2 separate regions of the Homo sapiens genome follow, and region 2 is linked to region 1. A link is a loop called in an ENCODE intact Hi-C map of the cell type or tissue named here. Cell type or tissue: IMR-90. All regions are shown on one strand. Links, peaks and the distances in the headings refer to the core of each region. The heading gives the core; the rest is flanking DNA.

Region 1 (14,958 bases), core at 6,901-14,900:
TTTCTCATCTAGGGGAGCCCTGCTTCCGCTAGAGGGTCAGAAAGGACTGGCAGTAAAGAGCTAGGCCCCAGCCAACACCCGGCACAAAGCAGCTGCAGAAACTAGCCAGTCACGTCATTATTTAATGTTGGCTGATTAGATGTAGGAAAATGCCTGCCTAAAACAACTATTTTCAATCTGGCATGAAGCGGGGCTGTTCTGACAATACTTTGCCATTGAATTGAGGTCTTTACTAAAACAGATCACAACTCCTGAGGGCAAAGCATAGGCCATGATAAAACATAACAGCATAGTTTTACTGTTTATTGTAGCAGAGGGTCACGTGATAAATTCATCTAAAAGGTCATCAACTATCTGCAAGTTAAAAAAAGAGAGTATTACACAGGGAAGGGAGCATGATGTTGAGGAAACAACAACAGCAGGAAGTGGGCTGATGAGCGCCTGGGCCTTGGTTGTTCATTTCTCTCTGCTTTTGCATCTTTGAGTGTCATCGTAAAAATGTTTCAAAACATTTCTCATGCGGGCTCCTGAGGAAAGTGATTTGGGCCCTGTGAAGCACGAGCCAGGGGTTACTGACTGCTCATGGCTGCCAGTGAGACTCCATGAGGCCCCATGTGGCTTTCCCGAGTTCACACATAGACCTTGTCCTCCAGTCCTGGCTGAGGGCACCCAGTGACCTGTGGATTTTGAATGACCCCAGAAGCATCTCCAACAATGAGTTGATTGTTCCCATTCCAGTGGCTGGGCTTAGCTCCCTCCATGCCTGCAACGAGAAACCTTGACCCTCAGTGGAGGTGGGAGCTAGAGGGAGATCAGGGGCTCTGGCCCTCCCTGGAGTTGGGCAGGCAGAATGGGGTGCTGGCCCTAGGGACTGGTGGGTCTGGAATGGGAAGAAGGAAAGAGAAGGAGCAGGAACAGGAGGAAAGGCGGAAACCAGAGGCCTAGGGAAGCCAAGGCCTCTCGCCTGCAGACAGGCAAGTTAGCTTTGCAGAGGGAGCTGCAGACACTGTGGGATGAAGAGGTGGCCCAGCCAGAAGGAGCCTGCGGCTGCAGTCTGGGGTGGAGAAAGGGCTTCAGCGTGCTGGAGATGGAGGGTTGTGACCGGGGAGTGAGGGAGTCATGGCGCAGGGTGGGGATGAACTCTCCCCACAGAGCTAAGTTCAGAGATGCTGTCGGCTGCAGAGCCCTGAGCTTGAGTATGCTTAATTCCATAGACTGGCCCAAGAAAGGCGTAGGCCGGGATCAGAGGCTAAAAAGAGAGCGCAGATCTGACGCTGAGCCAGGCAGCCCCTGCCCCGGGGTAGCAGCCGGCTTTGCTCTTTCCTCCCTTGGAAGAAAGCAGAAAGAGAACATACTTTGATTGTCCTCAAACAAACACTGTGTTGAGTAAAGAGATAAGCCCAGCCTGGGTTGGCTCAGGCGTCCCCAGGCAAGGGAAGTCACACTTCATATTTCCAACATGAACGTCCCAGATGGGCCGGGCCTCGAACCCGGCAGAAAGCTGAGAGGCTGGGGCCTGTGCCCTGCAGGGAGAGGCCCAGCACGCGAGGGGTGATCTGCTGTGACCCGTGACCGCTGCAGCTGAGGCCCTTTTTTCTGCCAGCCGGGCCTGCGTGTCCAGAGCGTATAAGATCCAATCCAGAAAGAGCCAGGACCCCACCGAGGGGACATTGGTGGCTGATGCTCAAGGAGGTGCCGCCTCCCTAGCCAGGGGCGTTGGAAAAGTGACCTTGCTGGAGGGAACGTTGTCTTCTAAGAAGCTGCCTGAGTAAGGCAAGACGTGAGAGGCGGGAAGGGATAAGGTTTGGGAGGATCCCCTTTCCCGTGCCCATGCGCCCTGACTGCTGCTGCCTTCACCTGCACTGCACACCTGGGTGACAAGGACAACGGGCACTCGGTGCTCTACACGCCCTCTGCAAGCCTGTCAGCCAGGTACTGCTATTACCTCCCTCTACAGATAAGGAGGCCAAAGCACCAGCAGGAGCGACCGTCACTGGAGGTCAGGCATAGTTCACAGGGCCTGGAACTGGGGATTGGACCTGGATCCTTGAGCTGATTCTTGCGCCTCAACCTCTCTTCCCAGATGCCCACCGCCCCCAACCGCGCACCCCTGCAGATGGGACGCTGCCCTCGAGGCTCTCCCTCCGCTTGCTTCCCCCAATGGTGGGGTCCACCCCAGACCCGGGAGCCCCTCCCTCAGTCCCTGCTCCTCGTGGCCCTTCTTGTAATCCTTTCCCCAGACTCCTCCCACCTCCCCGCCTCTGGCACAAATCCCGCAAGTATATGTTCCTCTCTCCTCATCTCTCTCACTAAGAAAGTCAATCCCACAAGACATCCCCCAAAGGAAAGAATGAAATAAAACAGTCCCCCATGTCTAGCCCGAGCATTCTTTTTAATTTGTTGTCAAGTTGGGCTTGCCAAGTCAGTCTCTTTCGATGAAGCAGAGGACTCGGGTGCAGCCGCGGCCCACGCAGGCTCTGAGGTGCGAGCCGCCAGCAGGTGCCGTCAGGGTGGGCACGCACCGTGGACACACAGACAGGGGCCCGGCCCACGCATGAGACCAAGAGTGCAGAGCCCAGGATGGGCCAGCACCATCACTACTCATGTAGTGGCCACAGTGTCACTGACCAAGTGTCAGTGTGGGCTACCAGGGACCCACAAAGAAAACTGTCTTGCAAGACCCGGGGAAAGGGACAAGAATCTACAGGTGCCTTTCAGAAATAATCCATGCCACCGGGAAGCAAGTGCCAAAAAGAAGCCAATCTCTTGGGTGGGGACAATAACCTAAGAAGCTGTCACTTGTCTCCGTGGTGAAGCTATAAAGAAGCTCTTGGTCACCAAAAAGGAATAGTGAGGAGGAAACCTGTCAGTTTCCCACCTGGTGCTGCAGACAACACCTAGCCATGACAGGTATTCCTGTCTGCTTCTAGAGACATCTAGAATGAGCCAGTGTCTGCGTGGCTTGGTGACACTTCCCTTAAGTAATTCTTCCTATATCTGTAGTTCCTGAGCTGCCTTCCAGATTTAATTTTCCAGGTAGGTTTTATTACAAAAGAGAGGCGAATATAACAACAAAAACGTTGCTGTGTCTTGAATTCTTACTAATATCTGCTTTACAGACATTTCTTCATTAAGCAGTCGCAACAGCCCTGTGAGTTAGGGTTATTTTATAGACGAAGCTGTATCTGCCTATTGTGAAGTTATTTACAAGTAAACGTTGGTCTAACTACTTTTATTCCTCATTCCTCTCTGCACGTTTCAGGGCAGTCCCTTGCATAAACGGTAGAATCTCAATTATTTGTTCAATTAAACTGAACAAGATTTAACAACACTCTGGGATTAAGAACGCCATACTTCTTAACATAAATTGCATGTAAGAGCTTTTTTCCTTGTCTATTGCCTTTCCATGGTAATAAAAGTAGCTAATATTCATCAGTCTTACTAGGTGCCAAGCACTGTGCCAATGAATGCATTCCATTCGTTATCTGATCTATCATACAAATCTTATTATTTTCTCCATTATGAATGCAGAAACAGAGATCTAGAAAAGCTGTTCCAAAGTAGCAAAGTCAGGATCTGAGCCTGTGCTCAAATCAAGAGTCAGACAATCTGACTCCAGGTGCGTGCTCTTCATCACTAAGCTAATACCAAAAATAAAGCATAAAACAAAAGAAATTCATACGGTAAAGAAATGGAGGGAAATCACCAGAGGTCATTCCTATACCGCCACATCCCTATCACCAGCATGGCCCCCACTTTCTCAAAATTTTCACTGTTGAACATTCAGCATATATCTTTCCACATGTTTTTTTGGTATACCTATATACATGTAGGTTACATATATACTATTTGTTTTCAAAATGGTATCATACTAATTATACTGATCTGCAATTTATTTATTTTTAAAAATTCTAGGCACCTTTCCATATGAGTATATTTAGCTTGTTATGAACTTAATTGTGACCGCCCCAAAATTCATATGTCGAAGTCCTAACCCCCAACACCTTAGAATGTAACTGTATTGAGAGACAGGCTTTAAAGAGTTAATTAAATTAAAATGAGATCATTACGGTGGACCCTAATCCAATATGACTGGTGTCCTTATAAGAAAGAGTGACTAAGACACAGACACACACAGAGGAAAGACCATGTGAAAACACAGGGGAAGACAGCCATCTACAAGCCAAGGAGAGGCCTCAAGAGAAACCAACCCTGCCGACACCTTGATTTTAGACTTCCAGCCTGTGGAGTTGAGAAAACCCATTTCTGTTATGTGAGCCCTCCAGTCTGTGACACTTGTTATGGCAGCCCTGGCCAACTAGTACACAGCTCTGCCATGTTTCTTTTTAACTGCTACAGAGAATTCCATTTTATAAATGTACTATAACTGATTTAAACAGCTCTCTTTTTGGTAGCTTTCTAAATCCTTTTTCTTGTTCCTTCTCTCTTCCTTTCTACCTTCCTCTCTTCCTTCCTCCTTTTCGTTTTTCTTTCTTCTCTCATCCTTTTCCATTACAAACAATGCTGGGCCGAACATTCCTACAGGTGTAATCTTGCATATTTATGAATGAGTGTTTTCAGAGGTTAGACTCATCAAAGAGCTCTCATGTCAAATATGAAGCATATCTTATAAGTCAGTATAAGTCATGTTGCCTGGGAGCTTTGAGTTTTGCAAGCATACAGTTCGTTAAATAATTCATCATGGTTCTTTCCCTGTACTAAACTGGCTTCCTGCTCTCCCTTCTAGGTTTTCTGTTTTGTTTTGTTTTTATTGAATTTGACCTTTTTCAGAGCCAAAAAAGAAAAGGAAGAAAAAAGAGTCATTCACATACTTGACTCTAGAAAATGACAGAACCTTTAACTCCAGAGAAGTCAAGGAGCCTGTTTTGTCTCTAGTTTCAGTTTAGGACTTATTATCTCTTGAGTACCCTAAGTGACTCCGTAAACTTGTAGAGACCAACCTAGGAAGTCACATGGATGTCACTGCTCCATAGGTCATTGTTGTCCTTGCTAAATTCCTCTAAGAATAGTTCTGGGGGGAGACGGGCAGTGGCACGGCAGTGTTGCAGAGTTCTCCGTAGTTGGCTTCAAAGAACTCAACCCATTAATGCAGAGACGCATTTCTGGCACGAGGCACATAAATCTATATTCCTCTCTCCTCTCCTCATTTCTCTTACCTAAAAAAGTCAATACCACAGAATTTCAGAATACTATTCCCTTGTTTAGAAACCAGACTCTCCATTGCCAAGGCTTAACATGAAGCCTCAACTTTCTGGACAGAACTCAAGCTCCCCCACCAGTCTGGTTCTACACCCTCTCCCCCGCCACACCTCTCAGGCACAGCGCCACTGCTCCAAGCCGGCTTCTTCCTCCCCTGCAGAGAGGCTTCAGTTGTCCCTGCCTCATGTCTTTGTTCAGATCAGCTGTACCACGTCAACATTAGACTGTGACCTCTCAGAGTGCACATCCTTTGTCTCATATTCCATTATTTCTGGAATATACTGAGAAAATAATAACAAAATATCAAAAAGAAAGAAGGAAGAGAAAAAGAACAGGGAAAGACACAGCCCTGCGTCAAGGGGAGGACTCTCCTGAGTTCCTCTGCACCATCTCATGGCTCTCTTCTCCAGCATCCAACTCTGACCTGTGCTTTCCTTGCCTGTTTCAACTCCTCTTTCATAACTCCTCCTCTTTTTGGACTACTCTATACTCTTTATTTACCTTCCAAGTGTATGCACAGTCCCCTGACCTGGACTATAGGCCCTTCAAGGATATGGCCAATGCTTTGGGTTTCCTTCTTAGTACTCCAAGCACACACTGCCATCGGTAGTTATTGTACTAAACTGAAAATACCATCCACCACCCAACCCACTGTTCTTTGACAATTGAGATAGAAACTTGGCTATTGAGAATCTCTGTGAGATCAGAGGCCCAGGAGTAATCATTCTTACCATCTCTAGCACTAAACTTATCAAGCCACTTGTCACGTACCAACTTTTATAAACACCAATTTTCTAATCTGCAAAATGGGGATAATAATAGAATGTACTTCACCAAGTTCCAATGAGGACAGATAACTGATGTAAACACTTATAAACTATAAACACATATGACATATACAACATACAATCCCTTAAGAGTGTCTGGGTATTGAGAACTCTCCCTTGGCAAAAGCCAGCCTTCTTTTTATCCCACCTTCCACAAGGAACTGAGGTCTCTTTCCCCAAGGCCCAGTACAAGGAAAATGCAGTGAATAGAGCTACCCACTGGGCAGCAGCGCAGAGTTCAAAACGGATTTTATTTGCTAGGTATGGGCATGACAAGTACAGGGAAGAAATAGAAATATTTAGGTATCAGTTTCCTAGTCGCTGACATCTAAAACTACTTTAAAAGTCAAGAGGAGCTAAGGAAACTTCAGAAGCTAATCTATGTACTGAGATTTTGCAAATGTTTATTCCCCTTTGGAGGGCTGCCTACCGGTGGAAGAGCAGGTAGACATGCCTTGGGTGAGGAACTTCCAAATAGGAGTGGAGAAGCATGGAAATTTTTGAAGTATACAGCCAAAAGATACATCTCCTTTTGTTTCAAGTGAAGTGGCAGACACACTTTTTTAATCCCCTTGGAGCTGAGATTTTCAATGTATGGAATCGACGTGTCTTAGAGCTTGAAAAGGAATGCGTAATTTACAATCAAGTTCAATGCCTCATCTAACAAACAGGGAAATGAACACCCAGAGGGTGACCTTGTGCAAATGACCCAGTGCTAGCAGAGTCTAGACAGAAGCTTAGGTCACCTGTCTCCCCAGGCTGTGGTCGTCCAGGCCACCCGGGCCATGTCTAAATAGGTGACTTTTAAAGAAATAAGACTAAAGTGAACTTACCAAGACATAGTGCCCTGGACTCATGGGAACTAACAGAAACTTTCCCATTCAGCAGCTAGGTATTTATCTAATGATCTCGAAGGCAATCTATATGTGCAAACTTGCCTAGGATGTTAGGGGAAAAAATAGCAGTGGCCTAAACCATTGGAATCCCCGTTTCGGATAGAGATTAGGCAACAAGGAGATTTAGCCAGATTGCTTCAGGAAGGTTTTCTTGCCCAGATATAATACATAAAATAAACCTCTCATTCAGAAGATCTTCGGTTTTTGTCAACCTAAGTCCCATCCGCTTGCCAATCCAGTCCACAGTGTGTTACACATTAAAGCCACAGGCTTCCTTATGGGTAACATATGTTGCTGAGACACGTGGAGCCATAATATCTCGTAACCCAGTGATACTGTCCCTAGAGTTAATACAACTCCACTAACATATGTTTCTGCTATTCCCATCCTGAGATACCAGTATTGAAATATATTATGCACAATGTACAGTTAATTGAAAGATACAGGGGGTATATTAAAAAATAAATCTGTTTCTACGACCTCTGCTAAAGTACATTTGAAATACCATATCGTTGATTTCACACTAGTGTACGTGAACTATCTCTGTTGTTTTTTCTGGTCTCTATTTTTTCCTTTCACTCGCCCATGTCTTCTTGGTGCCATGCTAACCACACCACACTAAGGCTGGAGGTTGAGGGATGTGATGCCAGGAACTAAGGCAGTGGGTAAGGAGGCGTGGTTGGAAGTGAGAGCAACAGGAGAAACCATCAGTCATCTCATCCCTCTGAATCCTGGCAGTACCATATTTTAGAAACTTAATCCCAAGAGGAAGTCAAGTACATCCGCCTTTCCCCTGCCCTTGTTGCATGCTCATATCTCTGAGTCAAGGAATGGCCTAATTTTATACTTCTTTTGTAAAGCAAGGAAGTCGTTGAGATGGAAAACATTAATCTGCATTTCCTCTGACATTGCTTTTATTGTCATACGCTGCACACGGTTAGCACTCAAGACCAGCTCATACTTCTCCTAGATATTTCTAGAATTTATGTCATCCTCTCCAATCCACTTACACTGCCAGGCTTTCATGGTCTTAAATCTGGATTATTGCAGGAGCCTCTTACTTGGTCTTTCTGCCAACAGTCTTTTCCTATCCCAGTCCATGCTTACTACCAGCTCACTGGAGTGGTGAGCTAATTACAGTCTGATTTAAAATATTTCCATGGCTCTCTGCTGCCTGTCAAACAAAGCAAAAACTCCCTAATGCAACATAGAAGGCCCTCCATGATCAGACCCCAGCCCAGCCTAGGCTTCAAGCCCACCACTCTCTCATGTATTCTACAGTCCAGCCACATCAAGCTGTTTTCATTCCTGACCTCCATGCCATCGTACGTGCTGGCCACACTTCCAGGAATCTCCTTATCTGCCCAACAAATTCTATTCATTCTTCAAAACTCAGCTCAAGAGCATCATTTCCTCTGACTCCTTCCCAGGTCCACTCAGTGATTCCTGCAATTGCTTCGTGTATAATTCCCATAGATCTAGAAGCATACCTCTGTTGGAGCACTTCTCATGCGCCATCATAATCATTTTCTCATGTCCATCTCCCCCAAAAAAATGTTTCTCGAGGAGTAGGCTAAGCGGTTCATTCTACAACTTCTTCAGTAAATACAGGGCTCGGAGTCCTGATGCTGCCATTTACAAGTCGGGGGAATATCTAAAGGTCCCTAACATCTTTGATCCTCAGCTTCCTGATACACGAGGAGGGGCAGTGATAGAATATAATTCATAATGTTGTTATGAACAATAAATACAATAAGAGAAGTAAAGACCTTAATAGAATGCTTATATATAGTTAATGCTGGGTGATGGCTATTATCATTATATGATTACTGTGTGCCAAGCACTTAGTGCCAAGACAATTAAAGCCTGCCCTCGAGGTCTTTAGGGTATAGCCAAAGAGACGGACAAGCAATTCGCTCAATGTCAGAAGACGCAGAGGGTGCCATGAGAGCTCAAGATGGGGCACCTGCTGTCACTAAATGTCACACCTGCTGGAAAGATTGAAAGCGGACGAATCTGAAACAAGGGAAAACAGGTACAGACTACGGATATACTCCAGTGAGACATGATGCTGGCCTGCACTACAGCAGCAGCAGTGGGAAGGAAGAAAGGGACCAAGTTTGAAGATATCCTGGAGGTGGAATCAAGTCATGTGACTGGATGAATAATGAGATGTTTGGGGTGGTCTGTGTGGGGTTGGTGGGGAGTCTGGGTGAACACAGGTGGGTGGGAGGGTTATGTATGCAGACGCAGAATCCACTGATGTGTTGGTTTTAACTGAGCAGTGAGATAGCACGTGATCCCCAAGGAAAGCGTATGAAATGCGTGAGCTGAGCAGAGGGCTGCAAGGAGCAGCAGCACCGGGCAGGCGGTGAAGATCAAACAGGACCATGTATGCAGACAGACAGTGCCTACACTGAGAAGCGTCCCCACATTTCCACCGGAGACAGGCTCCTTCATCCCTCTTGGTTTACTGTGTGTTCCCAAGGAAGCCTCTGCGTCACAAATACTCATTGACCACTGACTGTGTCCCAAGCCCTGGGCTCTGGGTGCTGTGTGTAACTGCAGCTTCAGAACCAGGTTCCCATGCACTGCAGACTCAGCCCAGGGAGGGTGCTTAGAAAAGCCATGTCATCCTCCTGAACACATTTCCAGAGCACTCTCAAAGGCTCTTTTCTCAAAATCCTCAACAACAACAAAACCACATCAGGAGTATCTGCTCAATTACCCATGGCAGAGATTCGGGGTACTCCCTGCTGAGGCCAGAATCCCAGTCCCCTGAGGTCATCTGAACTGTTGGTCAGATGTCTGGGACAGCAGTGGCTTAAGGCCCTGGACACTGTCTGGGACCGTGGCTAGGTACAGGAACGGGGAATGATACGAAGGCAATTGTTTCTAACAGCCTAGGAGTACAGCTAAAATCTCATCAAATTCCAGCCATTCCCCATGACAATATTTTCACCCTTTTCCCAAATCCAGTTTTTCACGAGGAGATTCCCTCCTCTCTTCATCTCCCTCTATCTTACCCTTTCTGCTAAAATTGTTCTCCTTTGGAAACAAATAGTTCTGTTTCTTCTTTGGAATGCCTCGGGAGGTCAGGAACTCTTATCTCCTCCTTCACAACATTCTGGTCACTGCTTGGAACGTGACTTACGTTACTGACCACAGCTCAGGAGAGCAAAACAAAGGCAGGGCTGCCCAGCTGAGCACGAAGGGGTGGGCCTGAAGGGAGGGGAAGGTGAAGGCTGAGTTTCTGGCTGCCCTCTCCCTCCCCAGTTTCATGCTTTGGAGCAGCAAACATTTCACTGCTGCCTTCTCACAGCTGCCGGGGGCTGAGGGGTGACACCATGGCAGTGATGAAGGGGGATGTTCTGCTCTTCTGGGATTTGTTGCTGGGATTGCAGGCTTCAGGGCTGACTCATCCATGAGGGCTGGAGACAAGCCAAGGAGCAAAGGAAAGACACTTGGGGTCACACGCGCTGCCCTTGGCCACGCCAGCTCAGCCTGCTGGGGGCTCGCCAGGGTTCACTGGGCAGGCAGAGCACGACCCAGGGGTCGACACCTTTTTGTAATTATCAAGGTTTTTTCTCACTGGGGCAAGAACGCATTCCCCTCCAGAGGATGGATTACAAAGCAAATCGTTCCTACCTCTCTTCAAAGGCCAGCAAATTTAGGAAACTGCTGCTTCCTTCTCCAGAAACTTTAAAATGCAGCCAAGCTTGTTGCCCGCCACACACCCCATTGCCTTACCTGGAGCTCTCCTGAGCCTCCAGGCGCCGCTGTAGTTGGGACCCAGCCTCCTCTGCTTCCTCTTTAATTTGCTGATCCCCAAAGCAGCCCAGAGGACCTTTTCCTTAGAAAGGTTTTACTGGCAATTGCTTCAATGGAAAACAAAAAGGATTACAAAAATAACCCCAGGAATATGACAACATTTTGAGCAATTTTAGAAAGATCTTACAATTGCTGACTTCCAGTTTATACATTAACCCAGACCCCTGCAGTTCCCTTCTGGGCCTTCTGCTAGCTCATAGACTCATGCAGCCTCTTCTGGCTAGTTCTTCCTTCTTCCAGAACCTTCTATCAAGTGCTGAAACTTTGTCCAACCTCCCCACATCCCTCACCCACATGCCTGAAGGGGCAGCTCTCGCAGCTCAAGAGGAAGTCATTCCCCATGGCCTTGCCCTGCTGGAAAGTCAACAGGAGAAACCCCTTCATCTCTGAACCCCAAACTGAAAACAAACCATCAGCTAGCAAAATCTAAACCATAACTGGGCCTAGAAACCCAGACTGCTAAAGCTGAACGTGCCCTAATAGAACACTGAATCTACCCTTCTCACTTTGCAGGTAGGAAATGAGGATTCCAAGAGAGGATCTCAGACCCGCGACCAACACGAGTTTCTAGATGTTCTTTGCAATGCGTCACACCTCTCCCACGCCTGTATATTTGCTAACATTTCCAGACCAGCACAAAACTAGGAAGAGAGAAACATTCTCTCTCCAAAGAGAAGGAACCTTTCCCTCGGGACACTTGGGGTTTCCTCCTAAGGCAGGAGACTGGAAGCCCACAGGACAGGGGCCCCTCTGGCCTCTCCCGTGCCTCGTCCCTTCACCCACGCACGGCCCCAGAGCTTCTCTCAAGCACTCCTGAAACCCCGCCCCAGCGGCCCCCAGGACTGGGCCTTCTGCTTGTCTGCTACAAGGCCCGTCCCCTTTTAACAGGGCTGCTGTCTCACCCTTCAATCTGTTTCGTTGTCCCTTCCTCTGAGGGGCTTTCCCTGATCACTCTCTCCCACACCCAAGCTTTTTTTTCTTCGTTTCTTTTTTCAGCTCCTTCTCTCTGAAAAAGTTCAAATGCGATCAAACGCCCACATCCAAGCTCCCACTCTCAGCATCAGTTGGTGTCTCCTTCACTTGTAGCACGATCTGCCACAACTCTCTGCTTGCTGACTTGAGCTCTGCCTCCTCAGCTAACCTGGGAGCTGCACAGGACCAGGACTGTGCCTGTCAAGGTCACTGCTGTCTCCATAGCTCCTAGCACAGTGGCTGGCGAAGCTGGGCATTCCATGGATGTGAGGAATGCATGCATGAATGAGAAGCAGTCACAGAGGCAGGACACAGGTTTTAAATACTTACAGCTTTATTAGGAGAAGGCTGTGGTCACCTCAGCAGCCAGCTCCCTTGTATACACAGTATACACAGCCCAGCCAGCACCCAGGTCCTTCCATCCTTCTGCAGTACATGGAGTGCAAAAGAACCAAACACAACGGCGGGGAGGGAGGGTCTACCAATGAGTGTCAGTGTCTAGTGCTTCCGGGAGCCAACTGCCAGGCTAGGGACACTCAAGTCCCTCAAACTGTCATCAGCTCCTGCCAGACCCCACTCCAGCATGTCGAGGTTCATATGAGAGTGTTTGGGCCAGACTCCTCCAATCAGTGCACGCGATGGGCAGAGGAGGCTAGGGAATCCTGAGCCCAAAGCTGTATTGGTCCATCCCCCTCAAGAAGTTGTTGGAGCTTTCAGAACGTTCCTCTTCTTGTGTAGACATGAGATACCGCTGTAACTTTACTCCATCACCAGAAACCTGTGCCTTGAGTCTAGTCTCTGCTCAGCCCTCGAGAGCATGGTTGGATTAAGGAAATAGTCAAAGGCAAGCAAGACAAACTCCCTAGGTTGTCTTGGTCATGCGTCTTTTAAAAAGGGAAAGAAGAAAAACCACCACAACAGATAAAAGCACCGAGGCCTGGCTTGTGTCAGGAGCCAGAGAGGTTGTCCTTCCTTGAAATGGTTTGTAAAGTGACTGATGGCAAAAGCTGCTCTCCTCTACTGGAGGCCAGCCTCCTACCGATGGCACCTCTCTTCCCACCCACCCAATCCCCCTGCCATCCCGCACAGACCCCATGCCACCCTCTCCTCCTGAAGGAGGGAGTGCACCAAGCACAGGGCGCAGTGCTGTCGTCAGCTATCAAGGATCTGCTTCTGCCTGGTACCCTGGTCCTTTTTGTCCCTTTAGCCCCACAGTGGTCACTGGCACAGAGGGGTTCCTGTTCACTTAGTTCTTCAGGGGTGACTGCAGCCCTGCCTCAGAGACTGGCACCCCCTCTGCCCCCGCATGAACTCTGTCCAAGGTTTCCAGCCCAGCGTTAGACCGGATGAGAACATCATCGCAGAGGCTTGGCTGGCTGGCTGGCTGGTTTGTGGATTCTGACTATTAGGGAAACCCACATAAAAGAACGGAACTCTTCTCTCCCAGGAAGACACATGCTTTGATCTTAGCTCCAGAAAATTCTCCACTGAGGACCTGGATTCATCACCTACACTCAGAAGCAGAATATCCCATGTACACAGTGGGGCATCTGAACCTTCAAGAAACACCCTGCTTAGCCAAAGAAGCTGTGACCCCAAAATATCTCCCCACTTGGAGCTAGAGAAAATGCCTGTTTCTATTTTCCTGACATGTCTATAAGACAGACAGGTCTCCAGCAGTTCATACTAGTGGCTGCCAGGCCCCCTGGGTCAGTCATTGATTCTTGGTGCCTCCTGAAACCTACTCCCAAGGAGTCTGAAGAGGCCCTGTCTTCGGCTTTGGAGCCCCAACAGGGGGCTGGGCTGTGGGGAGCAGGAAGCCACGCACCACACCCTCATTTCTGTGGCTGGACAGCTCGCTCTCCAAAGACTGAGTGTGGTGGAAGGACCAGGTCACCACTGTCCTAGGGGAGGGATACGGCTGGGTTCCCAGAGGGCATAATCTGAGGTAGCAAACAGTGGAGAAGCTAAGGCCTAGGATGCAACGTGACGTGCCCAGGGCAGACAGCAGTAGCTGTTTGGAACGAAGACGAGTTTATAGGCACATAGATGTTCAGCACCTAGCCCTCCTAGGCATGCCCCAGCCCCTCACAATGGGTACGGGACTGTGGCCACTGTCAGGGCTGTCTGAGGCGACACAGACCCTCGGATGTCAGCCTGCATATACGTGCCTCTCTGGAGGAGGAAGCCATTAGAAATGCAGCTTCCTCCTCCCTATCCCAGGGTGACATCTCCCAAAGCCAGGCCCAGAGCTCAGCACCAACCCCAGTCCAGTGACAGCAGAACCCTCCAGAACTTTCTGAAAACTCCCTGCATCAGCCACAGACTGCATAGCCCCTAGCAAATGTCAACATCTTTCTGTAATGGCCGGCTCCATCTTGAAGAAGACAGCAGACTCCCTACTGGCTTTCCCCGCTACCTGCAGAGCCTCAGAGGACACTTCCGTGGCAGCCCTACCACTAGTCCTACACCCTGCACATCAGAGGAAGGAGAGGCTGCTTCTTTATAGGAGGGCCAAGAGTGCAGGATGAGAAACCTCGGGACTCCCTGTGCACGTCCACGTCTTCCAAGGTGGAGTGCCAGGCTCCAGGGGCCCTAATCTCACTCTCCCCGTGGCTTCTGCCCAGCCCCAGCCAGCTTTTATTGCTTAGTCCATGTCAGTTCAAAAAGGAAAGTGGGCTAAAAGCACCGTGAAAACCCTGCCTCGTTCAGACACGGCTCAGAGCCCATGGGGCCACCTGAGGGTGCCAAGCTGCTGGGACATGGCTCTTCCAGCAGCCTGTGGCCTCCGTTCTGGGGGCCGGGGTCCCTGAAGTTCTGCCTGGAAGGTGCCCATCCTCCAAGTTCCTTGGAAACTGGGCCTCAGCACCTTCTGCCCTGCACCTCAAAGCCTCTCCCCGCAACCGGCCCGAGGAGCGGGGCCTGAGGTAGACTGTGCGGGAGTTCCTGGGCTTCCCTCTGCCCAGTCCAGGGAGGAGGAGGGAACCTCTCGCCCCAGCCCATGGTCCTTGTCCCCGGATGTGGGTGACATCGTGGCGTGAGCCCCTGGCCACCGTCCTCTGCCCGCTACTCCAGCTGGCAGAACGCTGGCATATCAGTGGGGTGGAGAGTGAGGGGGAGAAAGCGATGACCCCACTCAGCACGGCCTCAGGACGCAGAAGTCCAGCTCCTGGGGCTTGCGGTGCAAGTTGCACTGGTCCCGGGCCAGCAGC
Region 2 (14,958 bases), core at 3,951-11,950, 170 kb before region 1:
TTGTGTGGTTAGATTTAAATTTATTTGTTTTCTATGTGTCCCAGTTTTTTCTGCCTTCCTTTAGACTGTTTATTTTTTTGATCCTATTTAATCTCTTTTTTTTTCCTTTTTTTTTTTTTTTGAGATGGAGTCTCACTGTATTGCCCAGGCTGGAGTGCAGTGGCAAGATCTCGGCTCACTTCAAGCTCCACCTCCCGGGTTCATGCCATTCTCCTGCCTCAGCCTCCCAAGTAGCTGGGACTACAGGTGCCCACCACCACACCTGGCTAATTTTTTGTATTTTTAGTAGAGACAGGGTTTCACTGTGTTAGCCAGGATGGTCTCAATCTCCTGACCTCGTGATCCACCCACCTTGGCTTCCCAAAGTGCTGGGATTACAGGCGTGAGCAACCATGCCCAGTCTCTTTTTTTTTTCTTTTTAAAAAATAATCCTTCATCATGCTTAGAAATTGTTTGGAGTTTATAATACACATTTTAACTTATCATAGTCTACCTTCAAGTGATATTAGATAACTTCAAGTGTAGTGTGAAAACTTTGCAACATTATTCTTCTATTTCTCCCATCTCATTTTTGTGCTGTGGTTGTTATATATTTTCTACACGTTATATACGTCCTACATGTCATTAACCCCAAAGTAGTGTTCTTGTTTTTCACTTAAATGGTTTACTGTGTTTGAATATAACTAAACTTTTTTAAATAGTCTTTATATTTAACCATATATTTACCATTTCCTGTGATACTCATTCTGTTGTGAAGATTGAGGTTTTTAATCTAGTAACACTTTTCCTCTGCCTGAAGGGCTTCCTTTAACATTTCTTATAATTCTGGTCTGTTGGTGATGATTTACTTCAGCTTTTATATATTTGAAAAGGTTTGTATTTTTCCATAACTGCTAAAAGATATTTTTGCTACGTAAAGAATTCTAGGGGGGCTTTTTTTTCCTTTCAGTACTTTAAAGAGGCTTTTCAACTGTCTTCTGACTTGCATTGTTTCCAGAGAGAAATCTGTCATCCTTACCCTGTTCCTCTGTATGTAATATGTCTTTCTCCAGTGGTTACTTTTAAAATTTTTCTCTTCATAATTGGTTTTAAAAAATTTAAACACTTTAACATTTAACCATTTTTATGTGGTTTTCTTTGTGTTACTTGTGCTTAGGATTTGTTGAACTTCTTAGGCCTGTGGCTTTGCAGTTTTAATCAGATTTGGGGAAAAATTGAGCAATTTTTAAGTTTGATTCTAGAATGTGGCTAGGTTACTCAAAAACAGTTGGTCTTTTCAGGACTTGCTTTAAACTTCGTTAGCTGGGACCAGAGCTGCATTTAGCCTAGGGATAATTTTTCCCACTATTGAGGTAAGACACTTCTTAGAATTGTAGCTGATGCCCCTTAAATCGGGTTTTCAACTGTGGCTTTTGGAAACAGACTGTCTGTAACATTCGGTTACTGTTTCCTCTAATCCTCTCAAGGTGATTCTTTCCCCAGCCTTGGATAATTTCTCACATGCATGGCCTGATTCACGCTCAACGGAGTACTTGACAGGAATCTCCTGAATATCTCTGGAATTCTCTCTGCCTGGATCTCTCATTTATGGTGGTTGTTCTGTGGAAATTCTAGCTGCCTTGGCTTCCCTGGACTCCTAATTTTGTCTTCCCAACTCAAGGAAACATCTGATTCTTACCTGCACTGTGACCTGAATATTTTTTGCAGGTTGCAAGCTGGAGTAATCACAGGGCTCCCCTCCTACTTTTCCTTTGTCACTTGATGGTCAATGTCCTGAGTGTCATTGTTTCATACATTTTGTCCAGTGCTGTAGTTGGGTCAAGTGTGAGGGTAAATCCAATCCCCATTACTCCATCTTGACTGGAAGTGGAAGACGCTTAGTTACTTTTTATATCTCAACTCTTTAAGGAACCTTCTCCCTTTCTTGCCAGATCATGTCTGATGTCCCCAGCTGTGCACATCATGGAACCCTGTATTTTTTCCTCTGGGTTAATTATAACAACGGTAAGTAAATAATTTGTACAAATTGTTGAAGTGAGACAAATTTGCAGTCTTCCTCCTCCCATTTGAGGGAAACTAAAAACAACATAATTTAATCAGAACTGTAATTATTTCCCAAATTATAAATAGAATAACCATTAAAAACTGAAGTTACTGTGGTGTGATTCTTCCAGGCTTGATCAGAACAGGAAAGAGCCTGGGGCCCTTTCACCCACTAATGAGGTCCTATCATTCCCAAGGGACTAAGCCAGAAAGGCCTGCTAATACAGAAATATTATTTTTCCATCATGGGATTTAACTATCTGGACACTAAGAAAAGCTTATGTTTATCTTAGAGTGATATCTTTAGCTAACATACCACTTAAGTCGGGAACCAGCAGGTCACAATTTCACTGGTAGGTACAGGATCTACTTACACACTCACTCATGGGCTGTGTAGCCTGAGAAACTTAGAGTCAGTGAACATCTGTGCTCATCTAGTTAATGCTAATTGAGACTGAAGATTGAAAGGAAGAACCTAGAGCCTCAGCCAGTGGAGGAAATGTATTTTTCCAGAGAAAACATTTGAGAGGTGGCAGATTGAGAGGCTTAAAGAAGAAATACACATGAATATAAAAGTGAACCTGACAGCCAGGTCGGAGAAGGATGTCTTCCTTGTGAAGGCCCAAGATAAAGTCTCTTTCCTTTGTGTAATAAAATAGGAAGTTCTAAGTACAGTTTCAGGCTTTGTCCTTTTGAGTTGGAATGTTTCCTTCTGAGATCACCACAACTCTTCCATAAGGAACGTCACGTATGTACCACAACCCATTGTGTTGCGTGGGGAAAGGAGTGCTCCTCTGTATTCCTTTCTTGGATCCAGTGGAGAAGTGGGCTGCAGCTCCATAGGCAGGTTTGGATGCTGGGCCATTCACGGCTGTCAACAATAGAGAGGCTTATGACCCTGTAGGCCCCGGAGAAGATATTGCAGAGACATACTCCAAATCTCTTAATTGCCTTATAGTTTATGGAATACTACCATTTGAAGGAAAAGAAGTGGTTGCAACAACACCTGAACTACCTTTTTTAATATTTTCCCCCAAATAGACTATGTGTTCTGATATGGCAAAGACTGCCTGTCTTATTTGTAATGATATCCCCAGCTGTTATTTCAGTGTCTGGTATGTTAGAGGAACTTAGAAAATATGGGATGGATGCATGAATCTAAGTGTTAACCAGAAAATTCTCATACCCTCTAACAAATTTGGACAATGAACACAACAGGGACAGAACATGAAACCCAGGTCTAGCTTTCTAGTTCTAGACCATTTACTCTCCTTGTTAGCTGGGCTTTAGGAAGCAGAATTGGAAGATGAAAAGATGATCCTTCATGCAACTTAGGGACTCTTCCCAGCACATTTTGCTGCATTTCTCTGCCAAACCCTAAAGCCCCAAGACTCCTCTTAGCTCAGTAACACCTGTGCATTTCCTTAAATCCATTTCCAGAGTTGATAAATATACAAGGCAGAACAGAGTGGTGCAGCTCAAGGAAGTAAGCATGAGGATAATGGGTCCCTGTGCCCTGGAAATCTGGCACCAGTGGACTGTGTTAATTAGGTGCAAAGAAGCCATCTGGTCAATTTAGTTTTAATCTCATCAAGTTTTTTGAAAAACATTTGCCAGTGATGGGGCGTGAAGGGAAAATTTAAAAATAGTATAATTAGATGTGATGCCAGGAAGTCCTTGTCACGTGCCATCCAAGAGCAAAGAAGGAAAATGAAGAAGAAATTGCAAATACAATTAAATAAATACACCAAAATAAATGATAACAAAGCCAAGCAGACCTTGGCCTCAGTCCCTGCATTCTTCTAGGCAGTTCACTGCACTCTGTGTGCCGAGTTGCTTGGCAGGCTTTGCTTAGCTGGGCTGGGTTCAGCAGTGCTCAGGAATGTGAGTGGGAAGAGGTCGCCAGGCACCATTGCCCTGGCAGAGTGTCACTGAGTGTCACTGAGAGGGTGGAAGGGGTGGGACTGATATAAACCAGGCAGTGTCCTGCTGTCTGTGCACCCTGTACTGTGCTAGGTGTACCTGACCACCAAGACACAGTTACTCTCCACCTCTCTCCCCCGGGAGGAAAAAAGCTGCAGGGAGCATCTCTAAAGCTGAGCTTGTCTACCTGAATTATTCCATACCTAATGACCACTATTCAGCAAGTGCCTTGCATTCTCTAATCCCTGAAAACGTATGCAAAAAAAAAAAAAAAGTTTTACGTAGATGCCAGATTCTTGCATTTAATGGGGCAGCACCAGGAAGTACTAGAGATCCTTAACTTCAAGAGCAGGGGTCACTTTAAGATCTGCTGCCAGGCCAGGTCCAAATTCACAGCATCAAATCTTCAAAGACGGAACCAAGAGGGATCCCCTCTATTGCTCTACCCAGAAATACATTCAGAACCAAAGCTACCGAGTCAATGGCAAGTTACCAGTTTCTCTCTACTTCTTCTGTTCTGCAGCTGAGGCATTATCTATAGAACGTGTTTCTACAGCACAATAGTGCCAGCCTTAGAGTCCAAAGGCATGGGTCTGTGTCTAGATCCATGACTAGCTGAATCCACTGGCAGGTCACTGAAAGTCTATGAGCTTCAATTTGTTCATATATAAAACAAGATATATTTTCTCACCATTCTAAATGATAAACTGGCAAACATCTGTATGTTAGGTGTTATTATTGTTAAAGCTCTTGGAAACATACTGGAAGTACTCAAAGAAAGTATGTAGCAACTGCTGTGCCCTGGCTCAGTGTCAGGAGCATGAGTTCTGTTGCCTCATTCTGGGTGATTTGCTTCACTTCTCTGAGCTTCTATTGCTTCATCTGTAAAATGAGAGGGTGGGACTAGATTTCATACCAGTCTAGGCTTATCTGAGGCCCCTTACAACACCAGCTTCCCAGTGTACATAAAAGCTCATCTTGGGAAGACTGACTTACAACCCCAAAGACTGTATGCCCATAGCTCAGAATCTCCACATCTAGATGGGGGTTGGCAAACTACAAACTGCTGGGCCAAAGCCAATCCAACTGCCAGTGTTTGTGAATAAAGTTTTATTGAAACACAGCCATGCTCATTCATTTACTGCTGCCTACAGCTGCCCTCATGCTACGACAGCAGTGTAGTAGTTCGGTTAGTAACCACATGAAAGCCAGGCCTAAAATATTTACTGTCTTTCCCTTTATAGAAAGTTCACCATCCCTTGTTGTAGATGGTTGCTGGGTGATTTCAGCAAAAATATCAAACCACGTCTTACTTTCTTTTTTAAAAAAGTACGAAACATGGATAATCTGAGATACGTTGATGCTTTCTTTGGACAATCTAAGACACTGCTTAGGTGCATTAACATCACATAATAATAACAACAATAAACCTACTCAATCAACAGGTCTATTATTGGGAGGGAAGGGACATTTATACCTTTGGCATTGTTTTTACCAGACAGAAAACTTAATTAGACAAGGGTTTTATTCATAAGAAATAAGGCCTATGTTACATTCATAAGGATAAGGGGAATACAAACTTCTCTTAAAAACTAGATGAGCAGGCCGGGGGCGGTGGCTCATGCCTGTAATCCCAGCACTGTGGGAGGCCAAGGCGGGCAGATCACGAGGTCAGGAGATCGAGAGCATCCTGGCTAACACGGTGAAACCTTGTCTCTATTAAAAATTAATCAGGTGTGGTGGCGTGGTGGCGGGCACCTGTAGTCCCAGCTATGCAGGAGGCTGAGGCAGGAGAATCGCGTGAACCTGGGAGGCGGAGCTTGCAGGGAGCAGAGATCACGCCACTGCACTCCAGCCTGGGCGACAGAGGGAGACTCCGTCTCAAAAAAAAAAAAAAAAAAAAAAAACTAGATGAGCAGAGGGCAGAATGAGTATGGGAGAAATTAATCTTTATTCTTATAGACAAATCAACTCTACCCTGGAGTGGAAGTTCTTCATCATTTTCTAGCTCATCTCATCCTCGTTCATGGGGAAATCAGAGTCTATCTTCCTGTCACTCCCACTATCCTCTCCTCCCCAAAACCCAGCAAAAACCGCTGAACCCAGAGCTTAACGGAAAGAAGGAAAAACAGTGAATTCTTGCAAGGTCTGAGGCTCTAGAATGTGCAAGGCCCAACAATGAGCGAGAGAACTAATCCATTATCCCATTATCCTATAGAGGGGCAATGAGTCCCAGCGAAATGCTGAGTGCCACCCCCTCGATCACCAGCCCCCTCCCCAACCCCCCGCCAACACAGGGACTTTGGCACAAAGAGTCTGAAACAAGAAAGTAATGGGAAGTGACAGAAAGATAGGAAACAAAGGCACAGCCATCCAGGTGGGGCACTCTCTGAGCGTTTAGTGGTCGGCCTTCTCCCAAGTAGTGAAATCAACCAAGTAGCTAAATCAACATGGGATGGTGTGTGTGTGTGTGTGTGTGTGCGCACACATGCACCTCTGCAGTTCCTATGCCCAAGGGAGGGTGTTACCCTCCATACCAGTTATTGCTGTATAACAAGCCAGCCCAGTGATTTATCAGCTCACAAATCTATACATAATTAAGTTGGGTTGAGCTGAGCAGTTCTTCTCCTAGTCTCTCCTGAATCATTCATGCAGCTCTAGTCAGCTGGAGGATCAGCTGGGGGCTGGCTGGTCTAAGATGGCATCATCTGCCCTCCTGGCAGTTGGTGCTAGCTGCTGCCTACGCTTTATGCCTCTAGCTGCTCTGTGGGGGAGGAAGGGTCTGCAGCAGCAAGAGAAGGCAAGTCCCAATGCACAAGCACCTGGCAAGCCTCATGTCCCATCACATTTGCTAACATCACGTTCACCAAAACTAGCTCCCTGGCCAAGCCCAGTTTGAAGGAGTGAAGTAAGCCTCCACTTCATGGTGGCAGAAACAGCAAACTTGCCGTGCACAGGACATGCACACGGGGATGGGAGGAATCTGTGGTCATATTTAACAATCTATCACGCCATCCTAATTCTGAGTCCACAGAGGATGAAGTTGAGATTGGAACATGTCATGTATCTGCATGTTGTTAAGCTGTGAAGCATCAGAGGAAGGACTCTGGTCTTTGGAGTGAGTCAGAGAAACTTGGGATCAAAGCCTAGCTTCACTGCTTGCTTACTGTGACACCAAACATACCACTTAATCTGAGTCCATTTCCTCATTGGTAAAATGGTGGTGGTGTTATCTACTGCCCAGAGTGGAGTGCCTGACACAGTACCTGCCACAGAGGTCATCGAGGGTCTCAACTTCCACCCGCAGTTATCTGTGGCTCCGCGGATGAGTATGTTTCATGGTCAGCAACTCTAATGGGGCGAGAGTGCAGGGGCTTGGCTTTTCTGAGCAAGGAGTTTAGTGTCTGATAAATAGCAACACACTCATCTCCTATGTGCAGCTTCTCACATCAAAACCCACATGCCATGTGGAACTGTTTGGGCTCGGAGGGCCTGAATGCCTGAGGGCCCTCTAGACTTCAGTCTCTGAGAGGCCCCAACTCACACCACCCAGGAAGGAGAGAAGTGGGGCAATCGGGCGAGGGGCATTAACCTCTTAAACGCTGACTTTCTCCATTGTCCAGTCTTACAGATTGGGCCGTCAAGAAACTGTGTCCACACAGAAAGGGGTTTGGCAGAGGGAGAGGCCTGATCTTGTCTAGATTCTATTAAGGGGCTTGCACACAGACATTCAGCTTTGGAGCTAACCACAAGAAGGGCACTTGGAGGGCTCATGCCGGGCAACGGTGAATTTGCCAGAAAACTGGAAGTCACAGAGCACTAGCATTTGAGAAAGAAGGGTTCAGAGATACACAGCTGTGGCTCCCAAGCACAGAAAAGAACCTAAGCAGGGTCGGCCGTGGCTTGTGGCAGCCAGCAGTGAGAATCCTAAGAATACTCCACAGCCAGCATGTAAATGTGCTTGCTGGCAAGAGGCACACTCATCATTAAAGTGCTTTGGGGACATTAGAAGATATGTTTATGTAAGGCTCTGAGTGGTTCTTGGATGCAACACCAGGGCCTTAAAATGGCATGTCTGTGACAGGGGTTGTGTGCTTGTTGCATCAACAACCAAGATCTGGAGACGTTAGGCACAACAGTTTCTTAGTAAGTACACCAGAGGTGCAGTCTCAAAAATTTTAGGCATTTGAATGGAAAAAACCCAGTTGCCCAAATTGCTGAAGTGGTTGGGTTGACTGATTTATTTAGGTTTCCCAGTTTTACCCCTAGAAGCTCCCACAGCTCAAGAAATCCCTCAGCCCATGCAAACCAGGATGTTGGTCACCCTAAAGGCCGATAGCTCCTAGTTACCAGCAGTCAACCATCCAAGAGCTAATTTAATCCTGGACACTCAATGAGTTGCTTTAAGGATCTTGTGGCAGCAATAAATTAAACAATGAAAGAAAGACCACCTTGTGCTGTGTCTAGATTGGGCCTCACCTGGCATATTAGCCCCCCAGAGCAAATAGTGTGTGTGTGTGTGTGTGTCTGTGTGTCTTTGTGTGTGCACATGCATGCGTGCACTCACAGCAGCGTTGGGGGGATTTATTTTAAGGAATGGACTCACAGGACAGTGGAGACTGGCAAGTCCTAAAGCTACAGGATGGGCTGGCATTCTGGAGACTGAGGAAAAGTCGATGTTGCAGTCTTGTTTCTGAAGGTCGTCTGGAGGCTGAGATTCCTCTTCCTTGGGGATGTCAGTGTGTTTGCTCTTAAGGCTTTCACAGGATTGGATGAGGTCCACCCATATTTTCATGTGATCTACTCAGTCTAGTGATTTAAATGTTAATCTCATCTGAGAAATATCTTCACAGCAACATTCAGATGTGCTTGACAAAATAGCTGAGTATGGTGGTCTAGCCACATTGACACAGAAAAATTAACCATCACACTTGGGCAAAAGCTAGTCAAGCCAAGAAATATATGCAGTGCTGTGCCTGGTAGCAACTTGGATTCTGGTGGAAGAGCCTAGGAAGGAGGCCCCTCAGGAACTAGAGGAGATGCTGACATCCAGGTGCATACGACCTACCCTAGCTGAGAACCTGGAGGCTTCCCATCCGGTCTCTTCCGGACCAGAAGTACAGCAAGGCTGGGGCTGACGGCTCGGCCAGGGCCATTCTCAGTTTGCTTTATGATGTTTGGAAGTCACAGCAACATGGAATGAGAGCACCGATATCTCATCGCCTCCCTAAACTGTGGGAGGAATTGGAAAGCAGCAACTCTGGCCTCCGTGAAAGTTCTGGGTGTGCTAGAGTTCCCTGGCTCCGGCGGCAGCAGTGCCAAGAGGACAGGCAAGCCTGTCAAATAGCTCAACAGAGCTCAGATAGTGGCCGGGCCTTCTTCCTTCTAGCTAAGATTAGGCCTGGATCAATTAAAACTGATACGTATTCATGATTTTAAAGTATTTAAAATATTACAGCTGTAATATCCTGCAAACCATAGAATCTCAGCACTGGGCGGAACTTCGAGTTCCTCTGCTTACTGTGTCCAGCTGTAGCCTTTATTAAAAACGGACTGCAATGAGCCAGAGGCAGCAGTATGGCTTCACTGGCTCTGATCACCCCGTTGTGTATTAGGAACAGTCTACATTAAAGGAACTTGAATTCTTTCAAGGGATTCTAGTTGCTCCTGCCTGTCGCCATGGTGTTTCTTTCTTTTTTTTTTTTTTTTTTTTTGAGATGGAGTCTCTCCCTGTTGCCCAGGCTGGAGTGCGGTGGCACGATCTCGGCTCACTGCAACCTCTGCCTCCTGGGTTCAAGCGATTCTCCTGCCTCAGCCTCCCGAGTAACTGGGATTACAGGTGTGTGTCACCATGCCTGGCTCATTTTTTTTGTATTTTTAGTAGAGACGGGGTTTCACCATGTGGGCCAAGTTGGTCTCAAACTGCTGACCTCAGGCGACCCACCCACCTTGGCCTCCCAATCACACTGGGATTACAGTCATGAGCCACCATGCCCATGGTGTTTCTTTTACTTGAGTCTTTTACTGTGGTCGTCCTCCCCTGTCGGTGTTTCACCTAGGCTCCCATTAGAGCACACAGACCCAGAGCCTGGGGGAGGAAGGGAGGTAAGGGAATGGGGAAGGCAGAGCCTAAGATGAACAGAGGTAGGAAGCAGTAGGAAAAATCAGGGCAGAAATAAAAAAGCATGGGGTGGATTGCAGTGGAGCAGACAATGAGAGGAGAAGCAGATAGCCAGGACCAACCACAAAGAGAGAGAAAACTGGGAAAGAAGGGACCAAGAATAAGGGAGAAGGGGCAAAGATCAGCCACAGGCAGGTGAGGAGGTGGGAACCTGATGTGAGGGAGCTTGGGCCAGAAATGGGGTACACGAAGGAGTGGGGTACATGCCAGTGGACTCGTTAGATGACCAGGGACAACAAAGAGTTTGGCAGCTTGACTTCAGGTGAAAGCATAGTGATGTGGTTTGGAAGTTTGTCCTCTCCAAATCTCATGCTGAAATGTGGCCCCCAGTGTTGGAGGTGAGGCCTGGTGGGAGGTGTCTAGATCATGCGAGTGGGTCCCTCACGAATGGCTTGGTGCCCCCCTCACAGGAATGAGTGAGCTCTCACTGTTCGCATGAGAGCTGGGGGTTTTGAAGAGCCTGGAACTTCCTCCTCTCTCTTGCTCCCTCTCTTACCATGTGACACACCTGCTCCCCTTCACCTTCCACTGGGAATAAAGCTTCCTGAGGCCTCCCCAGAAGCCAAGTGATGCTGCTGCCATGCTTGTACAGCCTGCAGAACCATGAGCCAAATCAACCTCTTTTCTTTCTAAATCACCCACTCTCAGGCATTCCTTTATGGCAATGCAAAATGGACTAATCCACGTAGCTGGCTCCATTCTCCCTGCTCCTGCCCCAGACAGGCCATCCCAGTTCCTGGAAGCTGCCGTGGTCAAATCCCATACCAGTGGAACAAGTTGATTTTTCTTCCTCTAAGACAATAAAGTAAAACTTTGCCCAGTTTTGATGAGCTTTTCATATTCTCCTAACAAATAGCCCCTGCCAACACCACCCAGGAGACACAACGTCTCCCAATGTTAAGTCTCCTGTACTTAGGATTCCTCCCTAAGATAAATGAAAACATACCCACATATCTTCCCAAAACATATTCTGTCATTCGTTCATATCAGCAAACAAGCCACAGAAATTCTGCAAACCCTCTGAAAAACATGCTTACCCAGCATTTTCCCCAGCAGACACAAAGCTCACTCCTGCTGACATAAACACACACACACACACACACACACACACACACACACGCTTTCCTGAACATTGCACAACTAACCAGTTGCTCATCCTTTGTGGAGACATAATATTTTAAGGATGCTCCTGACAGCCCACGAGGGAGTCACTGCTGTGGCCTGTGATGGTGTTGACCAGGTTGTATATCCAGTGTACACTATGTCTAAAGGAAAAATCATTTCCAAGAACAATGATGGAAGTAGCCCAAATATGTGCTTGGAGGAAACCAAGTGAATTCGGGTTTTGGTCCAAGTAAAATATCAAAAGGATGAATCAGAAAAATATATATGTGGGGCTTTGAAAAGTTATTTTACTTTGTACGGTTAAAATGGCAGAGTTTCAATTTGAGTTTCGAGTGCACGAGAGATGTGTCAAATGATCCAGTTTGTAGCTTGTGACCAGCCTGGAGGGGAAATGATAAAACATTGTTTTGATTATGAACCTAAGATTGTTTCAATAAACACCGCCTGGAGATCACATTAATATCAATTTTTTTAATGTCTCTCTTTTTTTACTGAGCTTTACAAAGAGTTTTCATTTTGCTTTGGATGGGGTCTTTGAGGTTCCTGCCTGCAGCCTCAGAGCCTTCCACATGCCCACTGTTTTCTGAGGCGCTTTAGTCCCTTCCCTGTGCAACTCCTTTGAGATGAGCTAGAGGCTGAAGCTTTCCTATCACTGGGCAGTAAATCTCACTCTCAGGTCAATCCAAGACCATGAGACATTAGAAGACAACCTGCAAAATTGTCTCACCGCGTCCGTGACTCTTGGGGGATGTCCGCGGGAGAACATGGGGTCAGGAGTAAGAGGTCCTGGTTTTAATTCCTGGCTCTGCCACTTCTGAGTTTTGCCTCCTCCCATGTTTTTTTCATTCAGCAAATATTGTTGAGGGCCTAATGTGTGCCGTGCACTGTGGTAGATACTGAATACCGAAACAGAAGCGGAGTCTAGGATTTTACAGTTGGAGGGTGACAAGGTAAACACATAAGATTTCATAACATGTGATAAGTGCAACAATGGAAATATTTACAAGGCGCAAAGATTGCACAGAGGAGGAAGTAAATCCCATTCTCGGGGAAGAGAAGGGAAGGCTTTTGCTAGGAAGCAACACATGAATTTGGTTTCAAAAGAGGGAAGGAATAGGTGGATAGGAGTCTACCAGGCAAGTAAGGGATGGGGGAAGGATATCCTTGGTCAAAGGAAGAGCAAGCACAAAGACTCAGAGATGGGGCAGAGTGAGTGCATTTGGGAAGCTATCTGCATCTTGCTGTAACTGAAGCATAAAGTGCCTTGGATACGCAGGAGGAAAGGGCTGCAATACGCAGTGAGGGTAAAGGGTAGGCAGAGGCCAGTATAACGATTTTAACTTTATGGTTGTGATAATAGCAGTAGCTCATATTTGCAGAGCACTTCATGGCGTTCAACACTGTGTGAACATTCTATGAACACTGTCTCATTTAATTTTTACAATTATTAAAAATTGTGCTATTATTATTTATCTCCACTTAGTGGATGAGGAAACTGGTTCTTGAAGAACGTATGTGACTTGCACAAGATAGAGACAGTGCAAGGGGAGGCTGGGACTTGGACTCTAGCCTGTCCAGTGGCAGAGGAAGCCCACTTGGGCTGTGCCCCTAACACCCATGAGTCTGCTGGATTTAACAAACAGAAACCTTTTTTTTTCATCACCTTATTGATGACCTTTGCTAGTCCAATGTTGATAGCATCTAAGGGGTTAGAAACTAGACTTTAGTGGATTGAGGAGTAGGCAATTTCAAGAAAAATTTAAAAGATCAGGTCCAAATTTTATGATCTCAATGTCTGGTTTTCTCCAACCTAGATTAGTGCATGAAATGGACAGGAAGATGAGCCAAGGATAAGGAATTCCAAGGAAGAAGACTCGGCCTCTGGAGTGGACAGACTGTGCCACAGGGGAAGAGAGCTGGCCTAAACAAAAGAAAAAAGAGAGAGCCGAAGATGGTACATCTTTATTCCATAGGAAGAAAATGGGAGTGGCACACAGTGCTACATTGTTCAGAGATGGGAAAATTGCACCCAGTGGGGACTACAGGGAGAGGTATCACATAAGAGATGATATTTGAGTGAGGCACTGAAGAATGAGGCAGGAGCAAGGGCGGAGGGAAAGTAACTCCAGAACGGCCAGTGATTGAGCAGACCAGAGAAGGAGGAAAATGTCAAACCAAAGAAAGAGAAGCCAGAACACGTTTGTGGGAGCAGAGTCTGAGTGTGAAACAAGGACAAGGCAACACTGGCTGCAACCAGGCGATAGAGGGCTGGGCTAAGGAATGCAGCCCAGATTCAGAAAGAAGGGAGATCCACTAACGTTTCTGCATTTCGGCAGAGGAAGCTGTGATCAAAGAACTTCCCCAGGGCGATACTCTGGCTGCCTGGGTCAGGGTGGAGCAGAAAGCTCAGTCAAGGTAATGCAATGGGAGCCGGGGCAATAGTCCAGGTGTGAGGCTGCGAGGCCTGAGCTGCAGAGGCGGCCCGCAGACAGAGAGAAAGGTATGCCCCAAGGAATATCGTGAACAGGACTCCGTGACAGGCGAGAGGGAGCTGTCAATGTTCATGCCAAGGGTTCCATGACTTCAAGAATGCCTGTGCTATTAACAGAAATAGCAAAGTCAAGACAAAAACATGGGTTTTTTTTTCTTTTTGTAGCTTTTGATTATTGTATACACAAAAAGTGTTTGTTGAAGAAAAATCTGAAAACATATTAAGGGAAATAAAAATAAATGACCATAATGTCATTGCTACTATTCCTGTTTGGTATACTGTTTTCTTTCTCTATGCTTATATATTTCTAATACTTTAATTGCAATTGGGATTATTCCATTTTACGACTTTTCTTCACTCAACAATATATAATATACATTTTTCACATCAATAATTGTAATTCAGCATTATTTTACTGATTACTTAGAATTCTAATTTATGAATTTACCACAACTTACTCTGTCTGTTCCCTGAGGCTAACCATTCCGCAGGGTTCCAATTTTACTTATAATTAATATCCTTGAAGCTAAATATCTCTACACATCTTTAATTACTTCTTTAGAATAAATCCCTGACAGTGTAATTTGGAAGTCAAAGGAAATGTGGGGGCTTTTAAGGCTTTTGAAACAAAATTGTCCCCCAGAAAGAATCAAATTAACTTATACTGTCACCAGCAGCAAAGGAAAGTAAAGAGAGAAAGGTTTTACTAGAGGAAATGTGAGCAGTTTCAGATACGTAGATTCTAAAGCACCTACAGGATACATCAAAGGTAGTGACAAATAAATAGTTGGGAAGGAAGGAACTAGATTTGAAAAGAAAAATCAGGTTCCTCCTCCTGTTCCTCTTCTTTTTCTTCCCCACCACTCCTCCTCCCTGCCCTTCCCCTCTCTCCCCTTCCCTTTCTTTCCTGAACAACTCAGTCCTAAGCTTTGGTGGAGTGCAGCAAGGTAGGCACTCCCACAGCAGAGCAGAGGCACAACAGCCTGAGCCGGCAGAGGCAGTGTCAGCACAAGAGGGTGCCCTGGCCTTCTGAGGGGTCCCAGGGCCCAGGCTCCACAAGAGGCCCTCTGTGCAGGAATGTGGCCCCATGCAATGGCTGCCAGAGCCTCAGGGAGGTGAGGAGGGTCTCCATGCAGGGGCAGCCAGGTGATGCAGGTGAAAGGAAATTGTTAACACAGAGGAGGATATGTCAGAT

The links. Hi-C counts contacts between places; a loop is a spot of excess contacts. Peaks named below come from ENCODE experiments on the same cell type or tissue, not always from the same donor. Only the 100,000 strongest peaks of a DNase experiment are listed, where the experiment ranks them.
Region 2: a loop joins it to region 1, with 8 times the contacts of the local background. A loop is called at or near these places in 2 of 110 quality-filtered maps.

What each region holds. Positions count from the first base shown.
Region 1 is chr11:130,473,746-130,488,703 of GRCh38, reverse strand. It overlaps ADAMTS15 (ADAM metallopeptidase with thrombospondin type 1 motif 15), which reads right to left. Exons shown (of 8, transcript NM_139055.4): 8 at 12,059-14,958. The coding sequence ends at 14,883. Among named protein-coding and RNA genes, the nearest start is that of ADAMTS15, 33 kb to the right of the region's middle. RefSeq lists an enhancer at 9,818-11,017. In IMR-90, for the core only: no CTCF peak of the experiment used is centred there; DNase peaks (open chromatin) are centred at 8,373 and 10,283; H3K27ac peaks cover 4,913 bases.
Region 2 is chr11:130,643,005-130,657,962 of GRCh38, reverse strand. No RefSeq gene overlaps it. Among named protein-coding and RNA genes, the nearest start is that of MIR8052, 16 kb to the left of the region's middle. In IMR-90, for the core only: no CTCF peak of the experiment used is centred there; DNase peaks (open chromatin) are centred at 4,802, 7,092 and 11,392; H3K27ac peaks cover 2,447 bases.